7 separate regions of the Mus musculus genome follow, and regions 1, 3, 4, 5, 6 and 7 are each linked to region 2. A link is a loop called in an ENCODE intact Hi-C map of the cell type or tissue named here. Cell type or tissue: heart. All regions are shown on one strand. Region 1 overlaps Smg9 (smg-9 homolog, nonsense mediated mRNA decay factor (C. elegans)). Region 2 holds the start of Zfp235 (zinc finger protein 235). Region 3 holds the start of Smg9 (smg-9 homolog, nonsense mediated mRNA decay factor (C. elegans)). Region 4 holds the start of Zfp111 (zinc finger protein 111). Region 5 holds the start of Zfp108 (zinc finger protein 108). Region 6 holds the start of LOC115486484 (a long non-coding RNA gene). Region 7 holds the start of Zfp93 (zinc finger protein 93).

Evidence for each region. Hi-C counts contacts between places; a loop is a spot of excess contacts. Peaks named below come from ENCODE experiments on the same cell type or tissue, not always from the same donor. Only the 100,000 strongest peaks of a DNase experiment are listed, where the experiment ranks them.
Region 1: it touches region 2 in a loop (2.4-fold over the local background); 2 of 42 quality-filtered maps call a loop at or near these places.
Region 3: a loop joins it to region 2, with 2.1 times the contacts of the local background. A loop is called at or near these places in 2 of 42 quality-filtered maps.
Region 4: it touches region 2 in a loop (4-fold over the local background); 8 of 42 quality-filtered maps call a loop at or near these places.
Region 5: it touches region 2 in a loop (8-fold over the local background); 14 of 42 quality-filtered maps call a loop at or near these places.
Region 6: it touches region 2 in a loop (2.8-fold over the local background); 4 of 42 quality-filtered maps call a loop at or near these places.
Region 7: it touches region 2 in a loop (2.6-fold over the local background); 5 of 42 quality-filtered maps call a loop at or near these places.

What each region holds. Positions count from the first base shown.
Region 1 is chr7:24,405,285-24,409,284 of GRCm38, forward strand. It overlaps Smg9 (smg-9 homolog, nonsense mediated mRNA decay factor (C. elegans)), which reads left to right. Exons shown (of 14, transcript NM_028047.2): 3 at 243-317; 4 at 404-668; 5 at 751-848; 6 at 2,237-2,349. Among named protein-coding and RNA genes, the nearest start is that of Smg9, 7.7 kb to the left of the region's middle. In heart, CTCF peaks have their summits at 1,883 (motif pointing left) and 2,089; DNase peaks (open chromatin) are centred at 1,507 and 1,857.
Region 2 is chr7:24,132,025-24,136,024 of GRCm38, forward strand. Zfp235 (zinc finger protein 235) reads left to right here and starts at 348. Exons shown (of 5, transcript NM_019941.3): 1 at 348-1,199; 2 at 2,125-2,463; 3 at 3,234-3,291. The coding sequence starts at 3,277. In heart, no CTCF peak of the experiment used is centred here; a DNase peak (open chromatin) is centred at 2,127; H3K4me3 peaks cover 1,761 bases; H3K27ac peaks cover 1,325 bases.
Region 3 is chr7:24,397,293-24,401,292 of GRCm38, forward strand. Smg9 (smg-9 homolog, nonsense mediated mRNA decay factor (C. elegans)) reads left to right here and starts at 2,336. Exons shown (of 14, transcript NM_028047.2): 1 at 2,336-2,599. In heart, no CTCF peak of the experiment used is centred here; a DNase peak (open chromatin) is centred at 2,309; H3K4me3 peaks cover 1,571 bases; H3K27ac peaks cover 1,487 bases.
Region 4 is chr7:24,205,991-24,209,990 of GRCm38, forward strand. Zfp111 (zinc finger protein 111) reads right to left here and starts at 2,159. Exons shown (of 4, transcript NM_019940.2): 1 at 2,039-2,159; 2 at 1,068-1,125. The coding sequence starts at 1,082. In heart, no CTCF peak of the experiment used is centred here; a DNase peak (open chromatin) is centred at 2,141; H3K4me3 peaks cover 1,367 bases; H3K27ac peaks cover 819 bases.
Region 5 is chr7:24,252,610-24,256,609 of GRCm38, forward strand. Zfp108 (zinc finger protein 108) reads left to right here and starts at 2,185. Exons shown (of 4, transcript NM_018791.2): 1 at 2,185-2,313; 2 at 3,224-3,281. The coding sequence starts at 3,267. In heart, no CTCF peak of the experiment used is centred here; a DNase peak (open chromatin) is centred at 2,142; H3K4me3 peaks cover 1,404 bases; H3K27ac peaks cover 1,164 bases.
Region 6 is chr7:23,973,234-23,977,233 of GRCm38, forward strand. It overlaps LOC115486484 (a long non-coding RNA gene), which reads left to right and starts at 1,402. Exons shown (of 2, transcript XR_003946697.1): 1 at 1,402-1,575; 2 at 2,762-2,840. In heart, no CTCF peak of the experiment used is centred here; no DNase peak of the experiment used is centred here.
Region 7 is chr7:24,268,428-24,272,427 of GRCm38, forward strand. Zfp93 (zinc finger protein 93) reads left to right here and starts at 1,991. Exons shown (of 4, transcript NM_009567.4): 1 at 1,991-2,254; 2 at 3,186-3,243. The coding sequence starts at 3,229. In heart, no CTCF peak of the experiment used is centred here; a DNase peak (open chromatin) is centred at 2,034; H3K4me3 peaks cover 1,070 bases; H3K27ac peaks cover 1,060 bases.

The DNA.
Region 1 (4,000 bases), 270 kb after region 2:
CGTGAGTCCTTTCACATCTTTGCTGTATCAAAATGTCCTTTCACCTGGGTCTGCTTCAGGAAAACATTCTTTCCCATGTCTGCTTTAGCAAGACATCCTTTCACACATCCTTTGTGTCCCCCAGCAAAACATCATTTGACATAACTGACTTTCCAAACAACCCAGAAGTTTCCCCTTCATGGGTAGGGTGGGGAGGCACCATGGAGGCCGTCTAGACAAACAGCTGCGTTCCCTCTCCTCAGGATGGCAGCGAAGACCCCAGCACTAACGTCATGCAGAAAACCCCCATCATCCTCTCAAAGCCCCCAGCTGAGCGGGTGAGTGTGGAGGACCTCAGGAGGGAGGCGGGAGGAGGGGGTGATAGGAGGTCTCCCGAGTGCCCGGCAACCTTCTCACCCCACAGTCAAAGCAGCCGCCACCTAGTACAGCGCCAGCTGCACCGCCAGCCCCGGCCCCACTGGAGAAACCCATTGTGCTCATGAAGCCACGTGAGGAGGGGAAGGGGCCTGTGGCTGGAACAGGGGCTTCCACCCCTGAAGGTACTGCGCCCCCGCCCCCCACGGCCCCTGCACCACCCAAGGGAGAGAAGGAGGGGCAGAGACCCACACAGCCTGTGTACCAGATTCAAAACCGGGGCATGGGCACTGCTGCCCCAACTGCCATGGACCGTGAGTGAACCCCACAGGCTGGGCAGGGACCAGCTCCTGCCTCCCGGAGACCCTCACTGTCCTGTCTCCTCTCTCCATCCAGCTGTGGTGGGCCAGGCTAAGCTCCTGCCCCCAGAGCGCATGAAGCACAGCATCAAGCTGGTAGACGACCAGATGAACTGGTGTGACAGTGCCATTGAGGTAGGCTCCCCAGGCCCCGCACCTCCGTCCACACCCCTCCAGAACAGAACGGCCCTCGGGACCTGAGGGGGTCTCATCAGTCAGGCCTGAATTTCATCCAGCTTAGAGGGCTGGTAGTTGAGAGTCATGGTTTGTTGATAGTGTGAGGGGCGGTGAGCATTGACCCCGGGGCCTTGTGCTTGCTAGGTGAGTTTTCCATTCTGAGCTACAGCCCCAGACTGTTTCTTACTCTTGGTTCAGAAGTGGGGTCTTACTAAGTTGCCTGGGCTACCTTGAACTGCCTGTCTTCCTGCCTCTGCCTCCTAAATAGCTTGGATGGCAGGCCTGTGACACCAGGGCAGGTTGAAACCCTGATTGCTCTGACATCTCTTGGTAAACATCCCTGCTACCCTATACCCCAGAACTCCTGTGCCTTTGCACACCAGAGGAAGGTCCTGAGCCTGCTCCTACACTCCTAGATCTAGCCCCATGCTGTCTTCACAGTGCCAACCAGAGGCTCCTTCCCAGCAGCCCTTGCTCTAGTTAGAGCCTTACATTGCTAGGCCCGCACACCTGTGCTCTGCTCAGGGCTTTTCCACAGTTGCGCATGCTCTGGAAGGACTGCCCCTCTCACCTCTTAGCCCCAGCCTGTTAGTGCTACACACCAGGTCTGTGTGTTACCTGGCCCTGCCTGCTTGCTCCACAGTGGCCCTTTTCTGCAGTGATAAAGTGGCTTGTTTGAGCTACCTAGTGTGGCAACCTCCTCCACTGTGCAGGGCTACTGAGCAAGTCCTTGTCATTGTAACTCCCTGGGGCTGAAGACAGAGTTGTCAGTTTTGTTTCAGTTTAATGAAGTGAAATAGCCACATGGAATCCACCTACCACAGTGAACACCCAGTCCTGAGTAGTTTGGCTTTAAGGTACAGGGGCTCATTAAACCCTGGCCCGAGGCCTTTTTTTATTTTATTTTTTCCTGAGTCCCTCTGGTGATTCTGGAGAAGTGCCAGCAAATCAGTTGGCTTTTGGAAGAGACTCCTCCGCCCCCTAGTGGTAAAGATCAGCAGAGCTGGTGGCCCCAAGGCAAAGGTCTCAGGTGTTTAAAGCTCCAGACACAGTTCCTTTCTCTAATCTCCTGCCCAGATCTTACAGTGTTAGCCTCGGTGTGGCCCTGTGCAGTCAGGCTGTGTGACTGTAGACACCCTTCCACTTCTCAACCACAGGAGGCTTTCTCACTCAGCTTTTCCAGACTCTAGGGCGGGGGTTCAGAGCCTTACACATGAACCTGCCACAACACGGCCCTTTGTCCAGATGAAGGGAGTGAGACTGGCCAAGTGGGTGGGTGAGCCTACCAAAGGGGCCTGACCATGCCTGTCAGGCTTGTGAGGCTCATGTTCCCCATTGCCCCCCAGTACCTGCTGGATCAGACGGACGTGTTAGTGGTCGGTGTCTTAGGCCTCCAGGGGACAGGCAAGTCCATGGTCATGTCACTGCTGTCTGCAAACACTCCAGAGGAAGACCAGAGGTGAGGGGCATTGGGCAGGGCTGGAGGAGGCCGGGAGAGCAGGGGAAGGTGGCCGCCCGTGGGGAGGACGGACTGGGTATCAGAACTGCAGGGCTCCAAGTGGCTTCCCCTGCCTGGCCTCACCTTCAGAGACAGGAAGAGTGTGGGCTAGCTGAGTCTAGCTCCCAGCCAGGAAGGGGAATAAAGTCACTAAGGCTTTGAAAGATGGTGGCTGCCGCAGGCTTGGTGCCAGATCTCCTCTGGTTGACTTCAGCTCCTACTATTCGAGTACATTTATCTTGTCATATTTTAATGCCTCTGGGTGTCGTACCTGTAAGAATGTCTGTGTGCTACCTGTGTGCTCGGTGCCTGGGAAAAGGCTTCGGATCTGGAACTGCTGTCACAGATGGTGGGAGCCTCCTTTTAGGTGCTGGAAATTGAATCTGGTCCTGGGGAAAGCAGCCAGTGTTCTCAACTCCTGAGCCATCTCGCCAGCCCCTCCCTCAAGTGGAGTTTGAAAGAATGAAGCAGATGCCGGGTGTGGTGGCGCACGCCTTTAATCCCAGCACTTGGGAAGCAGAGGCAGGCAAATTTCTGAGTTCGAGGCCAGCCTGGTCTACAGAGGGAGTTCCAGGACAGCCAGGGCTATATCAAAAAAACTAAAAAAAAAAAGAAAAAGAAAAGAAAAGAATGAAGCAGCTGGCACAGAGCCAAAAAGTTAAGGGTGCCTGGTGATCTGGGAGGTAGGGCAAGGAGAGCCATCTGGTGGGGGCGGATTCTGCACCAGCCCCGGGCCTCCTACGTTTCTGCCTGTGGGGAAGGAGTAGAGAGGATGCCCTGGCCTGTGCGCGGGTCTTGAGTCGGGAGAGGTGTGATGGAGATAAATGGTAGCGTTAGAGGAGAGGTTAAGGAGGAGGGCCTGGAGAGCTGTGTCCTGGCCCGGGCACAGACAGGGAAGCCTGGCCCTCCCACAGACAAGCTCTCCAGATACAAGTGGGACAAGTGACCCCTGTATGTGTGCATCACACATTAACTAAGCCCTACACCCGTACCACAGAGTGACCTGACACACAGCCTAAGTCACATGCCCTGTCTCTCCCTGTCATGCACATGGTCACACACGTGTCCACCAGGCTCTCCCTACCATCTCCTGAAGGCTGACTCAACCCAATGCCTCTCTCTGGACGCCACCCCCTCTCCCCTACACATCCGAGCAGGAGCAGGGAGGGCAGGGAGGAAAAGACCAAAGGAAGACTCAGAATATGGGCTGGGGTGGGGAGTGTCTTAGGGTTACTGTTGCTATGTTGAACTATGATCAAGAGCAAGTTGAGGAGGAAAGGGTTTAGTTATTTGACTTACACTTCCACATCGTAACTCATCACTGAAGGAAGGCAGTCAAACAGCCAGAACCTGGAGGCGGGAGCTGAATCGCAGAGCACCTCTATGAAGAGGTGCTGCTCACTGGCTGCTCACTGGCCTGCTCAGCTTGTTTTCTTATAGAACCCAGGGCTACCAGCCCAGAGATGGCACCACCTACAATGGGCTGGGCCCTCCACATCAATCACTCATTATGAAAATGCCTTACAGCAGCCGTTCTCTGAGTCTCAACTGTTTCAGGGGTTGAACGACCTTCTTTAACATGTTATGATTCATAACAGTAGCAAAATTGCAG
Region 2 (4,000 bases):
AAGCCTGACCATGCTGTTTGTTGAAGGAATATGGAAGACTTTAGGACTTTCCACTACAAAATTATTAAGTGCTTTTTGATTAGTAGAGCTTAGTGGGTCATCCTAGGAGGAGAATGCAAGACAAGGGCAATTTGAGCTGGGGGTGGGGGGCAGCTCAAGAAGTTTCAGAGGCAAACAGTACATGGCCTAAACCATTCTAGTCATATACTGAGGAAAAAAAGTGGGTGATTTTTGTCCTCATCCTAAAAATCTGCCTGAAGCTAAGTTGATGAGTTTTGTATTACTGGCATAAGCAGGGGAGATTTCCAGACAGCCTTGTGTTGACTGTGTCTTGTGGTTATTAGCAGTCGCTCTCATGGAGATCCAGCATGAGGAGGAGCAAGCCAGACAGAAAGAACTATGCAGTGTGGAGTGTGAGGAGAAAAGAAGCACCGTGAAGGCTTAAGGAAAAGCCTGATTCTGAATGCTATAAAGGGAGTGCTGACCTCAGGGCAACACCCCACCCAGCGAAGCCTCCAGCCTGTGAGAAGGAAGAGGAAAAGCTTCAGCATGAGGGAGGCCATCAGTTCCAGCTTCAGCATGAGGGAGGCCATCAGTTCCAGCTTCAGCATGAGGGAGGCCATCAGTACAGCTTCAGCATGAGGGAGGCCATCAGTTCCAGCTTCAGCACGAGGAAGGCCATCAGTTCCAGAAAGATAGTGGACATAGAATCGGATGGGGCCAAGGTCCAGACCATCGAGCAGCAGAACATGCCAGCTTTGGCCACTTGGTTCTGGCTTTAGAGTCAAGGATACAAGAAACACTTGGTTCTGGCTTTAGAGTCAAGGATACAAGAAAAGGGTTCTTGAGCCTCCCTTAGTAATGAAGGAAATGCCCTGAAGGCAGTTGTAGTATAGGAGAGTTCCTGCATAGTGGCCAAGAGAGGGCATTGAGTGAAGCTGTGAACCTGGATTATGTCGGAGACCACAAGATGTTGAAGATGCCAGAACTATGGGATCCCAGCTGCAGAGAGCTGCAGACTGAGGTGAAACCAGCCTGAGAGAGACAAGTGTGTTACAGCCAACATAGCCGAAAGAGTAAAGCATCTGAAGAGTGCTTTGACATCAGCATGGAGATGCAGAGTTTGGCCTCCACCTTTGGTTTTTAGTCTTGCTATGGTCCAGTGTTTCCTCACTATACTGCCTTCCCATTAAGAAATGGTAAAGTATATTTTATGCCATAACACATTGGATTATGTGGTCTGCTTTTTGATTTTGATTTTACAGGGAATTACAATGAAGAGATTGTCATGAGTATCATAAAAGTTTGACATTTAGATTTTTAAAAAATATTGGGATTGCAATAGATGGTGGGGACTTTTGAAGTTGGGCTGAACGCATTTGGCATTATGATATGGGCAAAGGCTTATCGAGACAGGTAGCAGAGTGTGATGGTTTGACTAACAGTGGCCCCCATACATCTATGTATTTGAATGATTGGAAATAGCAGGGAGCCATGCTTTCTGCCATGTTAATGGACTAAGCCTCTGAAACAAGCTTTGATCATGGTGTCTCTTCATAGCAGTAGAATAGTGACCCAGACACCCTGTGCTCTACCATCACTCCCACAGCCTGTGACTGGAGGATTCTATTCAGGGACTCTGCCTCTGCTGCTGAATCAGGCTCCTATAGCTGAGCAGTTGAAGTTTTAGCTTTTATAATATAATATAAAATGAGACTTCAGTGTTCTTAAAAAGGACCCACAGCTGGGCATGGTGGTGCTTACCTCTTATCCCAGCACCCGGGAGCGAGAGACAAAGGGATCTCTCAGTTTGAGGCCAGCCTGATCTACAAACAGAATTCCAGGAGATCCAGGGCTACGCAGAGAAACTGCCTCGGGGAAAAAACAAAACAAAACAAAACAGAACAGAAATAAAAAAGTATCCATAGATGTCTTACATGGCATTTCAAAAATAAAGAAACCGAAAAGCACCCCCGGTGAGCGAGCTCCCAAAAAGCGATTTCTAAGGCTCACATGCCAGTTAAAAGAGCTTGGAACATATGGAGGCTTTAGTAGTCTGGGGAATGTAGTCCCGGAAAAAGCACAGAGCTAGGCGCTTCCGCTGACGCATTCTGGGAATTGTAGTTCCAGCGCCAGTGACGGCTGAGGTGACTTCCGCTGCCGCAAGGCCAGGCTCCCTGGCAGTACTTCTGATGAGGTGACATCCTGCAGCGTTCCGCGACCCTTCTGTGTGCTGGTGTTTCGGTGTGTCTTCTCGGGGACCGAGTCTGCATCTCCGGGGAGAAGAGGGGCACCGCTGGCGTCGGCCGGTCCTCTCTAGCTGGGCTCTGCTTGAGACGGCGCTGCCCAGGATTCCTGGACCCGTCTCAGCTGCTTGTGGAGCCCTGGAGAGAGTCTAGCTTCCCACGGGAGTCTGTCAGAGGAACGGTGATGGCAGATAGCAGTGTCCTAAAGCCTTAAGTGGTATGCAACTCTGGTTTTGATGTGCTCTTTTTGCATATATTTCATTGTTTATTTACTTAAAGAGTGGGACGTTCCATAGCTGATAAAAGGAATAGGTCAGAAAACTACCTGTGGGAGTAGGGTCACTCCTTCCACCACGTGGGCTTCAGAGTCTTGAACTCAGGTGGTCAGCCTCAGCAGCAGTCGCTCATACCCTTTGAGCCATATCGCAAGGCCAAACTCCCCTTTCCTTAGAGAGGGTTTAGCTTTTTATTGGTGATTATCTTCATGTATGTGGGAAAAGAAACTTGGTGGGGGCTCTTGCAGATGAGCAACGTTTACTAGAATTTAAAATTTTTAGAAGGAGAGAATATGGGGGTGGGGATTTCACTACTGTGTAAGGAAATAGTTATATGTAAGATAGCTGTCACATTAACAGACCCTTAGATAGTGGTGGTCAGTTATGACACAGCGTTCATCAGAGAGCTCGAGACTTCTTAAACATTTGTTTTTATGGAAAGCCCATCACTACAGGCAGCATTGTGAAGGTGCGAGTACACGGCATCCCTGAAGCTGCCAGAAATAGAGAATTGTGGGCTTGTCTAACCCTTTGCTGTGAGTGAAGTGAGGCACGCATGACCTGGTAACCTGGAGCCTTACACTACTGATTAGCAGGAAGCAGGTAGAAAAGCCTGGTCAACCTGCACAGCCCTTGGGGCTGATGGAGAAGCTGAGGAAGCCATGTGGACCAACTGTCCTAGCAGTGTTCTCACGAAGCCCCTCTTCCCCAGCTTGCTTCCCAGAGCCCTGCCTTGTCTCAAAGAGAAGAGAACAATGACCAAGTTACAGGTAAGTTGGGTTGCTTCCCCCATCCCCACAGTGCTAGGGATTGGAAACATGATCCCTGCATGCTGGGCAAGTGCTCTACACAGAGCCTCTCTGAACTGCATGAAGGAAGAGGGGAAGTTGCTGAGAAGAAAGGTCTGGAAGGAGGAGGGATAAGAGAGGACAGTGGGACATGTGCTCAAAGTGCACTGCACTTGGGAAAGTGTACAAGGATGAGTAAAAAGAATTTGAAAAAGTGGGCTGGAGTGATGGCTCAGTAGTTAAGAGCACTAGCTCAGTTTGGTTCCCAGCACTCACACCTGATAGCTTACAACTGCCTGTAACTCCAATTATATGTAATTAGAGGATGTTCAACGCTCTCTTCTAGCCTCCCAGGGCACCTGCACACACACACATCTACACACAAACAGATGGTGTACACATACATTTTAAAATCCCTTTAGTTCATTTACATTTAAAAAAATGACATTTTCCACTATTTGCCTAATTTTATTGTACAATTCAGTATGAGGTCTCCATACTCATGTGGGTTATGAATTATATTTTTACTTTAAAATTTTGTATTACCATTATTGTGTGAGGGGGTTGGTTGTAAGCATGCCAAGGAGTGCATGTAGATCTCACAGGATACATTTTGGGAGTCCAGCTTTTTTTTTCCATCTTGCCAAAGCAGGTCTCCTGTTTCTGGGACTCTGGAGGCAAGAAGATTCCT
Region 3 (4,000 bases), 270 kb after region 2:
CTTTGTGTATATATATAAATATATATTATATGTATATATAGTATATATACTATATATATGTGTGTATATATATATATATATATATATATATATATAACATGCATGCTGTGCCTCGGGAGGACAGAAGAGGCCTCTTATGGAGGAAGTTCAAGGGGAATTTACTGAGACTCAGTCTCACAAATAAAATAAAATAAAATAAAATAAAATAAAATAAAATAAAATAGAGATGGTTCAGTAGTCAACAGCACTGGCTGCTCTTACAGAGGACAGGGGTTCAATTCCCAGCACCCACATGGCAGCTCTCAACCTTCTGTTGCTCTAGTTCCAGGGGATCCAACACTCTCTTCTGGCCTTGGCAGCCACCAGGCAGGCACGTGGTGCTCAATCATACTTACAAAGCACTCATACATATAAAAGAAAATGAAATCTTTAAAACATGTAAGCGGAGGGCTGGGCTAAGGCTCTGTGGTAGGGAGCTTAACAAGCCTACTTAAATTCAGTCCCCAATACCCTACCTCAAATGTATGAATGCTGAAACCTTAACTAAAGGCCCAGTGAGGTGGCCTGCTGGGTAAAGGCGCTTGGGACCCATGGGATAGAAGGACAGTGCTGATTCTTGCTGACTCCTCTGGCATCCAAATGTGCATTGCTGCATGTGTGCGCACACATCCTAGAGGGCACACATCCCGCTTATAACTCAGTGAATCTGGTGGCATTGAGCACTCTTCATAAACAGCCCTCCAACCAATCACTGCCCTGATGGTTACCTTGAATATGAAAAACTCGTGCTTTCTGTCTCCAGGCTTCAACAATAAAAAAATTCTTCACGGGCTGGAGAGAAGGCTCAGCGGTTAAGAGCACTGGCTGCTCTTCCAGAGGTCCTGAGTTCGATTCCCAGCAACCACATGGTGGCTCACAACCATCTGTAATGGGATCTGATGCCCTCTTCTGGTGTGTCTGATGACAGCTACAGTGTACTCACTATATATATATCCATCCTTTATAAGCTGGCCATGTGGCCCAGGCAGCAGTGTGCTTACCTAGCATGCATAACATGCATGGGGCTCTAGGTTTAATCCCGTGGAGTGTGCCTCTATCAGCACTCCAAGGAACATTTTTTTTTTTTTCAAATTTGAAAGAAAAGCCGAAGGGAAGGCAAACTTTAAGTCTTGGCAGCTAGGTGCCCATAGGAGAACAGAGAAGAGCTTGGCGGGGGCATGGAGGGAGGCGATGCTGTTTGAGTTAGGCTGACATGGAGATCAGCTCTGGGGACAAGCACGCATGTGTGCTTGTGTCTTGAAATGCAGATCAGTGGTAGAGCACATCCTACATAGCAAGGCCCTCTCTCTTTTCTCAGTACAGAAGAGAATGGGAGAGAATAACGAAAAGCCGAGGGGGTGGGGAGAGCCCAGCAGTCCTGAGGCCAAGGCAGGTGGGTTTCTTTGAGTTCTAGACCAGCCTGGTCTACACAGTAAGACCCCACCTCAAAACAAGAGAGCTGCCTTTAATCCCAGCACTTGGGAGGCAGAGGCAGGCGGATTTCTGAGTTTGAGACCAGCCTGGTCTACAGAGTGAGTTCCAGGACAGCCAGGGCTATACAGAGAAACCCTGTCTCAAAACAAACAAACAAACAAACAAACAAACAAACAAATAACCAAGAGAGCTGATTGTGGCGGCACACACAGGTAGGTTATGCTGAAGAGGCAGACACAGGAGGGTAAGTTTGAGGTCAGGCTGATGGACTCACGGTTTTTTTTCTTTAAGAAAGGAAAAGCAATAGGGGAGGTGGAACTTCTGCCTCTCAGCTGTCTTTCCATTGGGTGACTGCACCCTCTGCCCAGTGGCCTTCCAGCTGCTTCAGGCTGTGCCCCTAGTCCTTTGAATGTTTGCCCCTTCTGTAGCCCTGCGATCCGCCCACTTCTGCCGCCCACCTCGTGCCACAGGTCCAAGCCTAGACCTTTCTCTACAGATGTTCTGTCTTGGAGGAGCTGGGCTCTTCCTTAAAGTCCTTCAAGATCGCTTCTTGCAGCCAGCTGAATCAGTCTTGTGCTTGCTCAGATAAGGACGTTAATTCCTCCCTTCCGCCGTACCCTACCCCGATCGGTCTGACAACACTACAGAAGACCCGGGATTCGAACTCGAAATCTCCAGAGCTGCCCACCCAGCCAAACAGCAGGCCCGCCCAGAGAAACAATGCGCACGCGCCTTCTCAGCAGCAACATACTCCCTCGCCCCTCCGTAATCCGCATGCGTGCTGAAGCCAGCCACCTCCATTCACGCATGCTCAGTCTAACGCGCACGTTGGGTTCGCTTGCGCGCCCAGCCCGCGGCGCATGCGCCGAGCTAGCAGCGCAGGCCGTGACTCGTTGGGCTGCGTACTGTGGCTTCCTCTTCTTCCTCCTCTGGGAGCTTCCGGGACGCCAAGGCCTGTTCCGGAATAGCCGGCACCCGTTTTCTCGGCCTCTCTCATTCTCTGGCTTGTGACCTTCCGGCACCATTTACACGGCAGGTGGCTGTGGAGGACCTTCCCCGCCCACGCTGCACTCCCGTCACTCAGAGCGCGCGCTGCGACCCAGGAACTAATCAGCAGCTGCCCTAGGTAAGGGGAAGGGGGGACGCCCCGAGCCTGGGAGAGGCAGGCGCGCCGACGGGGCGGGGTTGGGGGTGGGGCGTATTCAAGCCCCGCCCCCGCCCTGCCGTTAAAAGGTCGCTGGGCGGCTGGCCAATGGGAGTAGGAACGTGAAGGTCTCGGAATTGCGGCGCCGTTAGCTGGAGGTACAAATAAATTAATAGAAACTATAGCCACTGTAAAGTGTCCCTGTAGTGCTGGTACGAGCCTTCTAACAGTATCGGGAGGAAATTTCTGGACACAGTCCCAAAGAAGCCGACATACACCTAGGGCCACCTTCCATGGAAATTGGATTTTGAGGTTCTTCATGCCTGAGTATTGGAAGGAGGCTCCATATAAGACTGCAAGTAGGGGCTGGAGAGATGGCTCAGAGGTTAAGAGCACTGACTGCTCTCCCATAGGTCCTGAGTTCAATTCTCAGCCACCACATGGTGGATCACAACCACCTGTAATGGGATCTGATGCACATTCTACTGGTGTGTATCTGAAGACAGCTACAGTGTACTCATATAAATAAATACATAAATAATATTTTTAAAAAGGGGGGCTAGAGAGATGGTTCAGCGGTTAAGAGCACTGACTGCTCTTCCAGAGATCATGAGTTCAAATCCCAGCAACCACATGGTGGCTCACAACCATCCGTAATGAGATCAGATGCCCTCTTCTGGTGTGTCTGAAGACAGCTACAGTGTACTTATATATTATAATAAATCTTAAAAAAAAAAAAAAAAAGACTGCAAGTAGACTAGGAAGCACTTAGAAAAATACGTGAATAGAACTGGACAAGGCGGCTCACACATGTAATTCCAGTAGTGTGGAGCCAGAAACAGGAGGGTCGCCATGAGTTTGAGACCAGCCTGAACTGCAGAGCAGGACCCTGTTTGAGAGGGAGAGGTGAGGAGGAGGAGGAAACAGTATTAAGTTGTGGAATGCACCATGCCTCAAGAGAAAAGGCATTAGAACAGTTAAGAATTGGGGGTCTCCTGGAAATTCTTGCAAAGCAACTTGTCAATTCTGGAAGATTCTCCAAAGAGGTGCTTCACATGTAGGTGGGAAGATAGCTCAGTGTGTGAAGTGCTTGTTTGCAAGCATGAAGACCCAGGTTTGATCCCCAGCAACCACATAAAAAGTGGAGCCTGGCGGCACGATCTTGTCATCCCAGTGCTGCGGAGGCAAGACTGGCAGATGTGCAGAGCTCCTTGCCCAGGCAAAAACAGTGTGGGGCTGTCAGGATGGTTGTATCAGGTAACGGGGCCACCACAAGGCCAAAGAATTGACTTCCATCCCTGCGGCCTACAGGATGGAAAGAGAAAATGGTCTCTCGGAAGTTGTCACCTGGCCTCCACAAATGTGATATGGCTCTGTGCCTGC
Region 4 (4,000 bases), 74 kb after region 2:
GGCTCCTGGGTGCTCAGCGGTGTCTAATATATGCGCTGAGTTTCAGGGCTGCTGGTGTGTCTCCATCATAGCACACAGCTCATTCGATCCCAGCTTGTCTGTACACGTGTCTGTGTGTTTGTCCTTTCTTCATCACCATGGCAGCCGTACACTCTCCCTGGTTGCTCAGGAAATGAATCCTCAGGACACCCCGTGCAGGAAGTGAGGGCGAGCAGAAGTCTGTGCGTGTGTGCCCACATGTCTGCACGCATGCACGTATATTTATGCACAGCATGTAGAGGTTGGAGGACAATCTCTGGTGCTCTTCCTCAGGTACTATCCACCTTTTTTGTTGCTGTTGTTTTAGAGTCAGGGTCTTTCTGTGGCTTAGAACTTGCCAAAAAAAAGGTAGGATGGCTGCCAATGAGCACCAGGACCTGTCTCCACAGAGTCCCAGAAACAGGAGACTCTGTTTCAGCAAGGTGGAAGAAGAAAGCCCAACTTCCAAAAGATGACCTTAGCATGGTTACAATTCCTTTATTTCATCATCATCATGATGCAAAATTTTAAAGTGAAAAAATTCATAAATCACATGAATAGGGAAGACTTGTATTTATTTGCAGAATAAAATTAGGCAAACTTTGGAAAATGATGTCACCTTTAAAATATAAGTGAACTTAACAGTTTTTTAAATGTATGTGTGTCTGTGTGTATATATGTGTGCAGGTCCCTGGGAAGTTAGGAAAGGGCACTGGACACCCTGGAGTTGGAGTTACAGGCAGTTGTAAACTATCAGATGTGGCTGCTGGGAACCAAACTGCCCTTAACTACTGAGCCATCTCTCCAACCCACTTTCTCTAGTTCAACTTATTTTACTTATCCTTGTACACTTTCTCGTGTGCAGTGCACTTTGAGCACATGTCCCACCGTCCTCTTATCCCTCCTCCTTCCAGACCTTCCTTCTCAGCAACTTCCCCTCTTCCTTCATGCAGTTCAGAGAGGCTCTGTGTAGAGCACTTGCCCAGCATGCAGGGGTCCTGTTTCCAATCCCTAGCACTGCGGGGAATGGGGGAAGCAACCCGACTTACCTGTAACTTGGTCATTGTTCTCTTCTCTTTGAGACAAGGCAGGGCTCTGGGAAGCAAGCTGGGGAAGAGGGGCTTCGTGAGAACACTGCTAGGACAGTTGGTCCACATGGCTTCCTCAGCTTCTCCATCAGCCCCAAGGGCTGTGCGCGCTGACCAGGCTTTTCTGCCTACTTCCTACTAAGCCTCCGGGTTACCAGACTCACTCACCACATTCTCTATTTCTGGAAGCTCAGGGGTGCTGGGCACTCTTACCTTCACAAGGCTGCTGTGGTGATGGGTTTTCCAAAAAAACCAAATGTTTAAGATGCATGCTGTGTCTTGACTGACCACCACTCTCAGAAGGGTCTGTCAATTGTGACAGCTATCTTACATGTTACTGTTTGCATACATGGGAGTGAAATTATCCCTCTGTCTTGCTGTAAAAGGCTTAATTACTAGTAATCATTGCTCATTTGCAAGAGCCTCCACAAAGTCTCTTTTCCCACGTGCATAAAGATAACGACCTATAAAAACCTAAAGCTCAGCAGATAAAGGCCACTGTCGCTGAAACTGATCCCCTGAGTCTCTGGACCCCACACAGTGGAAGAAGTGACTGAACTTCCAAAAGTTGCTTTCTGATCTTGTCAGTATACAAGCTGTGGCACGCCTACCTCTCAAAGTAAGTAAGTCATATTATATCGCATCGCATCGCATCGCATCGCATCGCATCGCATCGCATCACCACATCACAACCAGAGTTGCATACTACTTAAGGCTTTAGGGCACTGCTATCTGCCATCACCGTTCCTCTGATAGACTCCAGTGGAAAGCTAGACTCTCCCTGGGGCTCCACAAGCAGCTGAGATGGGTCCAATAATCCTGAGCAGCGCCACTTCAGGAAGGGCCCAAGAAAGAGGAGTGCCCCCCCCCCACCCCATCCCTCCGCCTCTCACTTCTCCCCAGCAGCGGACTCGGTCCCCGAGGAGGCATACCAGGAGCAAGGGCGTACAGGGCCACAGAAAAGCTTCAGGATCTCACTTCACCAGAAGTACCACCAGGCCGCCTTGGTTTGCGGAAGTGGAAGCGACTTTGGCAGCCTCTGGAGCGGGAATTACCATTCCCAGAATGCCTCAGTGGAAGCACCTAGCTCTGGTGCTCTTTTGGGACTACATTTCCCAGAATGCTAAAGTTTGGTTAACCGCCTAGCTGTTTTAACAGCTGTTAGGTAGTTAGGTCCTTGGATATAGCTTTTTTGGAAACTTGTTCTCCTGAGTTGCTTTTCGGGATTTGGGAGTTTTTGGTTTTTGTTTTTGTTTGTTTGTTATTCATTTGTAAAATGGCATGAAAGACAATTGTAGTAAGTTGTTGGTGGTGGTCGCTTTTTTTCTCCCCTCACCCCCACCCCAGGTAGAGATTCTCTGTGTAGCCCTGGCTGTCCTGGAACTGCCTCTGTAATCCAGGGTGGCATCGAATTCATAAACCTCCCTGCCTCTGCCTCCCAAGTACTGGTATTAAGGGCATGGGACACCAAGTCCTGCTGTGGATACTTTTTAAAACATTGAAGCCCCACTGTTGTGATTATAATAAGATATAGAGGTAAAAAAAAATGTGTTCTATGGGGTGTGGTGAGGTGTGGGGGAGGGGGTCCCTCAGCGAGCCCAAGCCAAGGCATCCCTTTCCTCAGAGGGACCAGTGACATGACGATATAGCATAGAATAGAGTTTATTTAGGGCATGGGGAGGGGAGTTAAGAGAGTAGTAGAGGCAGAGAAAGGCAGAGAGAAGGAGAGAGTAGAGAAGTAGAGGCTGGCCATGATCACGCGGAGAGAGCAGAGGGAAGGAAATGGGGAGGGAGGGGGGGCAAGAGGGCAAGAGGCAAGAGAGAGAGGCAAGAGTAGGAGAGTAAGAGCGAGTAAGAGAGGGATGAGGGGGCAAGCAGCCCCTTTTCTAGCGGGCCAGGCCTACCTGGCTGTTGCCAGGTAACTGTGGGGGTGGAGTTCAGACAGAATACCAACATCCATATTATACTGCATTATAAAAGCTAGAACTTCAGTTGTGAAGCTATAGGCGCTTGACTGAGCAGCAAAGTCCGAATCCCTTCACAGAATCCCGTGAGATGTGAGGGGACACCCGCCTAGAATCTTCTAGAGAGGGGCTGGGAAAATGACCTGGTAGTAGAATACAGACTATTTTTGTCACTGTTAAGTTGCTGTGAAGAAGCACCATGACCAAGATATAGAGAGGCAACTCTTAAGATAGAGAGCTTTTATTTGGGGGCTTGTTTAGTGCATTATCATCACAGTAGGAAGCATGACACCAGGCTATGAAGAACCATTCAAATATTTGAACTTTGGGCAGAGGCTACTCTTATCCAAACCACCACACCCCACTCCCTAGTCCCCATAGGGTTATAGGTACAACATAATGCCTATGGCCAGCAAAACTGCTTGGCAGATAAAGGCATTTGCCCAACCAAGTTCAAGGACCTGAGTTCAGTCCTTGAAATACACATAGTGGAAAGAGGGAACTGACCCCTGTAAATTTCCTTTGACCTCCACCAAAGTTGCTGTAGCACACTGATGCACACACACACACACACAATTAGTTAATTAGTTAGTAAATTAATAAAAATAAACTACTACAAATTATAAGAAGATTATTATTTTGTCTCCGTTTCACTGAAAATCCACTTCAGAGCCCACCGTGCTGCAGTAACTATGCTAATAAGCCTCTTGCCCAAAGGACTGCTCAACTCAGTGTCACACTCTCATTCCCACTTCCTCCCTAAAACTTAACAAAAACATGTCCATTCACCATGGGTGGTTGCAGGAGCCCTGAGTCTCGGAATCTGCTGTAAACTGTAGCTCAGGTTATTGGTGTATATATAGAACTGTGTGCCACAGAGAGAAGAGTATAAACTCTATTTAATCTACTGGTACACACCCATTCAATTCT
Region 5 (4,000 bases), 120 kb after region 2:
ACTCGGATAAAATACAATGTTAACAACTGGGATCAAAAGCAGCTCCACCTAAGGTCCACTTAATCTTAGAAGTCAGGTGTAGTCTCCCCTCCCCCAGCCTGAAACCTGCTTGCTCAGGGGTGGAGCTTCCTGCTCATTCGTTCTGCCAGGCCCACTGCTAGAACCTGCGGAGCCACACACGTGCACCTTTCTACTGGACCAGAGATTAGCGGGAGTCGGGTCCCCTCCCCCTTCCTTTATAACTAGTGTCGCAACAATAAAATTTGAGCTTTGATCAGAATAAATTTGTCTTAGCTCCGTTTCTTCTTTCGCCCCGTCTAGATTCCTCTCTTACAGCTCGAGTGGCCTTCTCAGTCGAACCGTTCATGTTGCGAGCTGCTGGCGGCCGCAACAGTCAGGGGCAAGGGCTTCGCGCCCTTGCCATAGTTCCTATTCTAGTCTATTGTATAGTCCACCTCCCCCTTAGGCCATTGTAAATTCCTGTGTATGGGTGTAACTCAGCTATCTATAGTTCTAAGTATCTACTCTGGTTCCTCCTTAGACCACAACCTTCCTTCTTCCTAAATAATGGTAAATTCCTGCATATGGGAGTAGTTTGCCCTGAGATTTCTAACTCTATGTAGTAGATAATAATGCCTGATTTCTTTCACTATCTCTCTTACAATACTAGAGGCAATTCTGAATGTCACTGAATAGGCAACATTCTTACTGAATTCAAAGCCCTTGGTCGGCTCAAGGACTGCCTAGGATTGATGAGGAATCTAACTTAGCTAAATATCAAAAATGAATCCTTAGAAGCACTTATAATAAAGTAATATTAAGGGAAAGCACACAGATCTGTTTACCAACTAAAGCATGGACATTGGAGCATTCGTTATTCAGGATGCCACAGTTCCAGGAGACTTTTTGCCTCAGGACAGTGCCCAGGTTTTTGGGGCCAGTTGCACGTGTCACTACTGGAGTAGATGTAGCACCTGCCCTGCTGATTTAAGTTCCACTTGCAACCTTCCAGGGACTTTCTATTGCCACCACTGAGAATGTGAAAATTAGGGGATAGGATGGAAGACAGACAGGGACCCCTACATTAAAATAGAACTTACCTGCAAACCAAACTGTAAGACCCACCACCCCATTATACTCAAATCCTAGGACCCTCTTCCCTCCTTATGCAGACTGGGAAGTAGAACTTGATATGTTTATAAAATGATAAATGGGGGTGGGGTGGGGTGGATACGTTCTATAGGGGTGTGGTGAGGTATGGGGGAAGCGGGTGCCTCAACAGGCCCATGCCAAGACATCCCTTCCCACTGTGGAACCAGCCACACGATGGTATAGTATAGAATAGAGTTTATTCAGGGCTTGGGGAGGGGAGTTTAGAGGGTAGTAGGGCAGAGAATGGGAGAGAGAAGTAGAGGAGAAGAGTAGAGGCTGGCCATGAGCACGTGGAGAAAGAGGGGGGAAGGTATGAGGGGACAGAGCAGGAGCAAGACGGGAAGAGCAAAAGAACAAGAGGACAAAAGAAAGAGGAGAGGGCAAGCAACCACTTTTATAGTGGATCCGCCTACCAGGCTGTTGCCAGATAATTGTGGGGAGGAGCATACCTAGGTGTTGCCAGGTAACTGTATGGTGGAGCTTAGACAGAATGTTAACCGAACTCACTAGGGCATCCAGAGCTTACCTATGCTAATCTGACTCAGGAACAGAATTTTCTATCCAGAAGTTGGCAAAACTTGAGACCCTGTTCCCCATAAGCCCCCTGGCTAAAGGGTTGAAAACTGGAGCCAGGATAGTTATGCCCTCTGGTCCTGTTACTGCACCTTCCTACAGCCAAGACAGAGACCTACCCTTTGAGATTTCTAAACCATGGGACTTAGCTGGTAGTCACTATAAAGGTCAATTTTAAATTTCTCAACGAAACAAGGCCAAATATGACTAAAGACTGTTGATTTTGTCTGGACCCACAACTTCCTTTCTAAGCGAGAGTGGTACTTTTACATTTCCCAAAAAGCAATTTCCACCGACCTCACTCTAGTTAAAATAGCTTGGAACCTTCTCGTTCTGGGAAATGTAGTCCCAGAAAAAGCTCCAGACCGATGAACTTCCGCCGAGGCATTCTGGGAATTGTAGTTCTGGAGCCATTAGCAGCTAAGTTTGCTTCAGCTCCAGAAGGCTAGGCTGCCTGGCAGTGCTTCCTTCCAGTGAGGTGAGAGCTTGGAGCATCCCGCAGGCCTTCTGTGCGCTGTGCCCCGGTGTGTCCTCTCAGGGACGAGTTTGCATTCCGGTGTGTCCTCTCAGAGACGAGTTTGCATTCCGGTGTGTCCTCTCAGAGACGAGTTTGCATTCCGGGGAAAAGCGGGGCAGCTGTGGCAGCGACCCGTCCTTTTTAACTGGGTTCTGCCTGAGGCCTCCTGCCCTGATTCCTGGACCCATCTCAGCTGCTGGTGGAACCCCGGGAGAGTCTAGCTTCCCACTGGAGCCTGGCAGAGAAGCTGTGGTGACAGATGGCCAGTGTCATAAAGCCTTAAGTGGCAACTCTTACTTTTATGTGTTTTTGTTTTGATTTGGTTTGGTTTTGCATTTATTTATTTAAGAGGGGAGGGTTGTGTCACAGCTTATGTATGGAGGTCAGAAGACAACTTGTGAGAGTCAGGTCTTTCCTTGCACCGTGTGGTGTTCAGGGACTCGAACTCGCCCCATCAGGCTCAGCTGAAGTCACTTCTACCCACTAAGCCATCTTGCAGGGCTTAGATTTCTATTGGTCATTATCTTCGTGCATGTGGAAAAAGAGACTCTGGAGGCTCTGGCAGGTCAATAATGTTTGCTAATTATGAAGCCTTTTAGAGCAGGATACAGAGAGGTTTAACTTCACTCCCATGTATGGAAACAATAACATGTAAGATAGCTGTCACAATTGACAGACCCTTCTGAGGCTGGTGGTCAGTCATGACACAGCATGCATCAGACTTCTGGGGCTGCTTAAACATTTGTGTTTTCTGGGAAACCCATCACCACAGGCAGCCTTGTGAAGGTAAGAGTGCCCAGCACCCCTGAAGCTTCCAGAAATAGAGAATGTGGTGAGTGAGTCTGGTAACCCGGAGGCTTAGTAGGAAGTAGGCAGAAAAGCCTGGTCAGCGCGCACAGCCCTTGGGGCTGATGGAGAAGCTGAGGAAGCCACGTGGACCAACTGTCCTAGCAGTGTTCTCACGAAGCCTCTCTTCCCCAGCTTGCTTCCCAGAGCCCTGCCTTGTCTCAAAGAGAAGAGAACAATGACCAAGTTACAGGTAAGTCGGGTTGCTTCCCCCATCCCCACAGTGGTAGGGATTGAAAACAGGACTCCTGCATGGCGGGCAAGTGCTCTACACAGAGCCTCTCTGAACTGCATGAAGGAAGAGGGGAAGTTGCTGAGAAGAAAGGTCTGGAAGGAGGAGGGATAAGAGAGGACAGTGGGACATGTGCTCAAAGTGCACTGCACATGGGAAAGTGTACAAGGATGAGTAAAAAGAATTTGAAAAAGTGGGCTGCAGAGATGGCTCAGTAGTTAAGAGCACTGGCTCAGTTTGGTTCCCAGCACTCACACCTGATAGCTTACAACTGCCCGTAACTCCAATTATATGTAATTAGAGGATGTCCAACGCCCTCTTCTGGCCTAATTTTATTTTACAATTAAGTATGAGTTCTTCATACTCGTGTTTATGATTTTTTTCATTTAATAATTTTTCATTAGTATTGGGTTTGTGCTTTGTGAGCATGTCAAGACATGATGTAGACTTCAGAGGACAGCTTTCAGGAGTCTCTCTTCTTCAATCTTGTTGAAGTAGCATCTCTTGGTTTGGGGACTCTGGGACAGGCTGCTCTGTCCTGGTGCTCAGTGGCAGCCATCCTAGCCTAATTGGCAAGTTCTAGGACACTGGAGGACCCTGTCCTAAAAACAAACAAACTACCCTAGACAGCACCTGAGGAAGGACACCAGAAGTTGGATTGTAGCCTATTCATGCGTGCA
Region 6 (4,000 bases), 160 kb before region 2:
CACCTACTTAGAGAGGTGCATTAAAATCTCCTTGATGGCCCTAAAAGCCTGGGCCCAAATGTCAAGTCGTTCAGCATGTGGGAATTGACATGTCAGACTGAATTCCCTAGGTATACATACACCATACACAGAATGTTGAGCATACAATTTCATGTACACAGGACACACATGTACAAATATACAAGTTAAACATACCATGGGTGTATGTATGTGCACACACGCTAAATATCATGATAAAGAAATCCACAGTCAACTTTAGCTCCAGAGAGCACTTCAGAAGGCCTGACCTCCTTTATGCAGGTGCATACTCATTGGAAAGATGGAGAAGAATCACGCATGGTGATAATGGTGAGAACACCTGGGTGTTCTTCAATGGATGCTGGATAACTGGCAGACCCCATCAGGCCATGTTTTGGGGAACTCTGATGACTCCTGAGTACATTTCAATTGGTTGGCTGACAAAGTGATCCCAGCTTTGTTAGCACTGTGGGTCACCTGGATGCCTCACTTCCATACAGCATAGTAAAAGGCACCTCTCAGAAGCCAAGGCAGATAAATGCCCCCACACACACACTGGGGAGAAATGAAGGCCACCTGGATCAGTTTTAACATTAACCTCCCTCATCACTTAATCCTTACAAATATGTCTTCTATATTGGAAATAAAATAACATTGTTAAATGGGCTTTTTGCTGTATTGTTGTGGGACTTATTCATATCATGCACCCCAATCCTACTCATCTCCTCCTCCCCTAATACCATCTCTTCACCCTGGAAACCTTCCTCTGCAAAAGAGAAATAAAGTTACATGGGAGATGTAGCTCATCTAAATGTGTCTATTTTGTTCACACTTCTTGGCTTTTAAGTGTTTAGTGCAATGACTTGTTAGTCTGGTGTAAAACCTTGAACCTCTGCTTTGGGAGCCTCACTGAAACTCCTCCTGAATATGCTGCTGTTGCCCTGAGTCATGGAAATCCTGAAGTTTTGTATTTATAGAACCAGCCCCTTCATGCACTCCCATATTTCATTGATGGGGTAGATTTTGGGCTACACCAACTGAAAATCCTGGATCAGGGACTAAGAGATATAAGAAAGGGTCAGCCTGTGGGCTCCAATGCTCTCATGCCCTTGGGGCCATCTTGCACGCGCCCGACTGGCCAGGAAGAACGATGCTGCAACAGGATCCTTCCGCACACGTTTATTGGGAGAGCTTGATTGCAGAGGCGAAGTGACCCCAAGCCCAGAACTGGTGCTGCTTATATAGGTCTAGGAGAGGCGTTCTCTCTCATCTGATTGGTTAACTTGTCTCTCATCTGATTGGTTGACTTGTCTCTTATCTGATTGGTTAACTTTGGTTAATTCTCAAAACCTCATCTTGGCAAAAGAGCCTTTACTGCCTATGTATGTGTGGTGGCCAGTAGTAGTCAACTGCCACTCTACAACTGCCACTCTGTAACTGCCACTCTGCAACGGTTTCCCACAGGGACAGCTCACCTGCATCCCACACAAGCAGTGCCAGCTCTACCCTGCAGCCCAGGGAATGTGCAGGAACTGCTTTCTCAAGTCCTACATCCAGGTAGGGACATGGCCACGTCTCCTGCTCAAGAACTTGGGGCCATCCCACACAAGCAGTGCCAGCTGTACCCTGAAGCCCAGGGAAGGTGCAGGAACTGCTTTCTCAAGTGCTACAAACAGGTAGGGACATGGCCACATCTCCTGCTCATGAACTTGGGGCCAAATAAGATCATACTTATCTCCATAGATGATAAGGTTGGTTAGAAGGGTGTCTCTAATACATGCCTGTGCTCAGTAGACAAGAAACAGGTCTGACTCACCTACAACCCCTATATCCAGGGCAACTGCCACAGTGGCCAGAGGCAATCTGAATGCTGATGCAGCATCAAAGGTCACCATACCTAACCCTATGCTAACCCTGGCCCTTAGACTGACAGATCCAGGCCAACCTCTCTACCAGAAGGACCTAAATATTCTAGTGAAGATATTGCTTACATAAAAGCAAACTGGAGATGCCTCACACATCTTGTCATAAGAGACTCACTGAAGATAGTAAATTGATCCTGCCTGAGGACTTTGCTAAGAAATTGCTCCAACATTTCCACCAATCAATCTGGGAACCAAAAAAAAATCATATTCTCATGCAGATTTAAAGATTATACACAGAAATCCTTTAGTAAAATAAATTGCCTCAAATAGCTTTTTCTGCCAATTTACTAATGGCAGTCACCAATACAAAGAGGCTTCAAACAGAGAGGTACCAGACCAGATGCCCATTTTGAAATAAACTTCATTTTGCTGAAACCAGGCACATATGATATAGATATTTATTGGTATTTGTAGATACTTTTTCAGTGCTTTCCCCATGAAACATGAGAAGGCACAAACTGGTTAAAAAAAAAAGATAATAGAAGATTAGTAACCCTTCAGTTACCCAACTCCACCTACAACCAATCAGGATCCAGGTCAGACCTTAAGTAGCTTCATCCTGACAAGCAGGTACAAGTCACAACCTTGCTTTGCTCCTTATTTCAAGGACACTCTTAAGCTGCTGATAAATTCATCTTGTGACAATATGTTGGGATTACAAGGTTTCTCAAAACCCTTGCATGGCGGGGTTAGGGGTTAGTTGATTAAGTGCTTGCTGCAAAAGCATTAGGACCTGAGCTCAAATCAAGTGTAAAAAGTTGAGGGTGGGGGTTGGAGAGATAGATAGCTTCCTGATAAGTACTTTAACTTTTTTGCAGAGAACTGAAGTTTGATTCCTGGTACCAACATGGCAGCTGACAACCATTTATGACACCAAGTAAAGGGCATATGTTACCATTTTGTTGTCTCTACAGGTACTACATGTATGTGATAGACATTCAGGCAAACTGTCCAACACACACACACACACACAGAGAGAGAGAGAGAGAGAGAGAGAGCTGTCACTTTTTAACAAGATTTGTCACTTTGCATTTTTGGAAAATGCCTCCTGCCTTCTAGTGGAATTGTGAAATCTCCTAAATTTTAATGGTGTTTAGGGTCAGCAAAATCATGGAACTCAAGGACTAGAAGAAGACAACATTTGAGTTGCTAAATTTGAATATGCTCTAGCTTGGCTCCTCCCCTGCTCTTTTGCTCTGTCTTGTGCTTTGAGACAGTCTCTTGTAGCCCATGCTGGACTCTGGCTTGCTGTATAGCCAGGGCAGACTTTGATTTCCTGCTCCCAACTCTCAAATTCTCTACCATGCCCAGTTTTATCTCCTTGACAACCTCTGGGGAGCTTGCTATCTTTCCAAGCAGACGTTTTACATTTGTAAACCTGCTTGAAAATTCTTCTGGAGAATGAAATTAAAACTAGGATGGCCCCTGCTTGTCTTCAGGCTCAGGGCTCAAGGGGTGGGGATAGGTCTCACTTCCTTCTTGTTACCTGAGGCAGCTTCCAGAGAGCTAACTCTGCACTGGGCCCTTCTGGAACTTGCTCCCCTCCTGGCTGTGGTTTACATATGATCACTGCTATCTGAAGGAGCCTAGGCTGAGATCAGAGCAGGTGACCTGTATGGTGAAACAAGAAATATCATGAATATCTCTATAGAGCAAGTGGTAGATAATATGAGGAGACACGGAGTTGATGGATAATTTAGAAGACACTTAAACCTATTATCCTGCGAAGTACTGACCTAGATCGTTTGAAGATATATTATGATTATTCAGTGTGTTCTTGTTGTGGGACTCCTAACAATATTAATGGGAGTGTCTCTGACACTTGCCTTTGGGGAACATTTTCCTCCTACTGGTTTGCATCATCCAACCTTAATCTTAAGGGAGATGCATAACCGTATTGAAAAAATACATGCCATGTTTGGTTGTGGGCCTCCCTATTTTTAAATAGAAAATGACAAGTGGATCTGGGAAGGGCAAAGGTTGTATGGTGGGACTGAGAGGAAACTAGAGAGAGGAAAATATGGTCATAATGTAAGATATGAGAGGAGAATGTTCAA
Region 7 (4,000 bases), 140 kb after region 2:
ACAAGAAGGAAAATGCAACACAAACTTAGTTCAGAAAAAAAAAATTGTAACTCAATCACTGGGCACAGCAGCTAAAATCTTGTACGCCATATTAAATCTAAATCCTCCGGTTGCGAATCCTGACGGATCCGCCATTGAAACCAGGAGACACTAGTAATTACATCTTGTCCTCACACTATCCCTGTCGAAAAAGACCAAACTCTCCTGCTTCCTCTCTTCCTCCGTGCATCCTGGAAGTCGCCCCTACTTGCTCAGTGATTGACTCCTTTATTCATTAGGGGATTGATTCACAAGAAGCCTGAGTGTATGACTCACTCCTTGTCCGCAACCCCTCCCAGGAGAGCAGAATTAGCATCAAAATACAAACAGCACCAGCGCCATCTACAACAGGACACTGGCAGGGAAATCTCAGCATCCATCCAAGTCTACAGAGAAAGGCTGCAGGAAAGGATTTAACCAACGTTGGTGACTGGCAGAACCGTCGTTGACCTACGCGTCCCTTTCTCACAGGAAGCCCCTCTGTATCTGAGGTGCAGAGCTGCATGTGCTCAGGACTCAGCCATTTCCGGTGCAAGTGGAGAGGGGCCCTGTAAGTAAGACTCATTTGAAAATGCTCACCCGTCTCCAACCTGCATTCATATTGATTTGTGTTCCTCAGTATTCCTGAAAGGGGCCTTCAGTCAGCATCTTATATTTATTAGCCTAGTACAGTGAACTGAAATGTGTGCAATTGGAATTATGGGCCCTGACATTCTGTGGGGACAGAGCTTTTGCTGTTGTTTGTTTGTTTATACTGTAACCAATATTTTGAACGTCTTTACTAAACTTGACTTGTGAATGACTTGCTTCTCCTCCTTCCCCTCTAGGTCTAGGTCGGGCTGTCCTTCATGACCCAGGTCCATCTGTGGTTCAGACCTATGCTGCTCCCACGGACTCCCCCAGGCTGTATCTCAGATAAAGAGTTCTTTCTGACAGCTCCAGGGCTCTGAAGGTCAAGGATCAAGCCCCCACTGGAGGATGCTGGGCAGGTTGTGGTTTGAGTGAGAACGCCCCCCACAGGCTCATGTTAAAATGCTTAGTCACCAGGGAGTAGAACTCATTGAAAGGATTTGAAAGACAGGAGGTATGGCCTTGATGGTGAAAGTATATCACTGGGCATGGCTAGAGATTTTAAGAGCACATGTGTCTCTTTGTCTCTCCAGTATGGATGAGGATTTAACTCTCCCTCCCATGCCCGCTGCTGCCATGCTCTTGCCATGATAATGCACTAAACCCCTAAAAGTGTACGCAAGCCTCTAATTAAATGTTTCCTTTTATAAGCGTTGCCTTGGTCATGATGTCCCTTCACAGCAACAGAAGAGTGGCCCAGATAGCCCATGTTCTACCACCAGGTCACTCCCACAGCCCCTCACTAGGGGATTCTGGGCAGTGCTCTACAACTGAGCCGGTCCCCCACCCCTCATAGGGGGTTTCTATGCAGAAACTCTGACTCTGCTGCCTAATTAGGCAACTGCAGCTGTGCAGTTTCCCTGTTAGCTTTTATAATGTAATACAGTATGGGATCTCAATTTTAAAAAAAAATGTATCCACAGCAAGATCTGCTGGCCCTCTCCTTTAATCACAGCACTTGGGAGGCAGAGGCAGACAGATCTGTCAGTTCGAGGCCAGCCTGGACTACTGGGGGAGTTCCAGGACAGCCAGGGCTACACAGAGAAACCCTGCCTCGGAAAAACAAAACAACAACAAAAACAAAGAAGTATCCACAGTTGACTTTCATGGAATTTCAGAAATGAATAAACCGAAAAGCAACACAGAAGAGCGACCTACCAAAAGGAATCCCCTTAGTTAAAAAGGTTCACCGAAGCTTTGCCATTCCGGGGAATATAGTCCCCAGAGAGTGCAGCCACTGAGGAATTCTGGGAATTGTAGTTCCAACGCCAGTAGTGGTCAAGGTCGTTTCCGCTCCCGGGAGGGGAGGATGTTTGTGAGTGCTTCCTGTGAGGTGAAAACCTGGGCCATCGCTCTGCATTTCCTTTGCGCCTGTGCTCCTGATGTATCCCCTCAGTGACCGCATCTGCGGCCCAGGAACAAGCCCGGCATCCAGGTCCTCTCTCGCTGGGCTCTGCCTGAGGCGGGGCTGCCCTACACTGACACACCTCAGCCCCTTGCAGAGCCCCAGGAGAGGCTAGCTTCCCAGGGGAGCCTGGCAGGGGAGCTATGATGAGAGATGGCCCATGTCCTGAATCCTTAAGTGGTATGCAACTTTACTTTTTATGTGATTCCACCCCTATTTATTTATTTATTTATTTATTTAAATAAACAATATTTTTATTTTGTTAAAGTTATTAAATAAATGTATTTAATAATTAGAAGAAAGAGAGAGAGAGAGAGAGAGAAAGAAAGAAAGAAAGAAAGAAAGAAAGAAAGAAAGAAAGAAAGAAAGAAAGAAAGAAAAGAAGTCAAAAGACAACTTGTGGGAGTCAACTTAATGGTACCCAGAGACTCAAACTCAGCAGGTTAGACTCAGTGGCAGTTTCCTTTACCCGCTGAGCCATCTTGTAGGCTCAAACTCCCCATTCCTTGGAGAGGGTTTAGCGTTTTTTGTTATTGTTTTGTTTTGTTTTTTAATTGGTCATTATTTTCATGCCTGTGGGAAAAGAGACTTTGGACTTTGTGGCGGCTCTTGTAAATGAACAATGTTTACTAGTAATTAAGTCTTTTAGAGGGAGATACAAAAGAGGACTCTATCATTTCCATGTATGGAAACAATAATATGTAAGATAGCTGTCACAATTGATAGATCTTTCTGAGAGTGGTAGTCAGTCATGACACAGCACGCATCATAGAGTTCAGAGCTTAGTGAAGATTTGTTTTTCTGGAAAACCCATCACTACAGGCAGCCTTGTGAAGGTAAGAGTGCCCAGCACCCCCCACCCCACCCCCCACATGCACACACACAAGCTGCCAGAAATAGAAAATGTGGCCTTTTCTAACCCGCTGCGGTGAGCGAGGTGAGGCATGGGTGGCCCCTTAACTTTAACCCAGAGTCTTACACTACCAATTAGTGGGAAGTAGGCAGAAAAGCCTGGTCAGCGCGCACAGCCCTTGGGGCTGATGGAGAAGCTGAGGAAGCCATGTGGACCAACTGTCCTAGCAGTGTTCTCACGAAGCCCCTCTTCCCCCAGCTTGCTTCCCAGAGCCCTGCCTTGTCTCAAAGAGAAGAGAACAATGACCAAGTTACAGGTAAGTCGGGTTGCTTCCCCCATCCCCACAGTGCTAGGGATTGGAAACAGGACCCCTGCATGCTGGGCAAGTGCTCTGCAGCCACCGTAGCCTATTTGACAAGGTCCAGGCCACGGAAGGACCCTGTTCCCAAAACAAACAAAAACCCTAGACAGCACCTGAGGAAGGACACCAGAGGTTGGGCTGTAGCCTGTACATGCATGTGTACCCTTGTGTACATATGTACACTCACATGCATGCACACATGTGTACACACATGCACACAGAAAACTGGTCACTCTCATTTCCTGCATTGGACTTCCTGAGCATTCATATCCTGAACAACCAGGGAGCGTCTGGCTTCCGCACAGCTTCTGTGGTTGACCCAACTCAGATGATGGAGGAATGAAGAAAGGACAGACACACAGACACATGTACAGACAAGCTGGGATCGAATGAGCTGTGTGCTCTGATGGAGACTCCCCAGCAGCCCTGAAACTCAGCGCATTTATTAGACACCGCTGAGCACCCAGGAGCCATGATTCAGGAAACTGCAGCATGAATACAAATGCACGGGTATTTTACATGGAGTTCAGCCAAGCTCCCCAGCTACACAGTACCCTCAGCTCCAGGGACTACACGCTTGTTTTGTTAACAACAGTGGTGATTTTCACACGTAATTTGTAGTCACCAGGTATCCCTGATTCTCTGTATTCTGTCCTAAAATGTACACTTTTGAAAAATCTTCAGTATTTTTTAAAAAATCTTCAGTACTTTG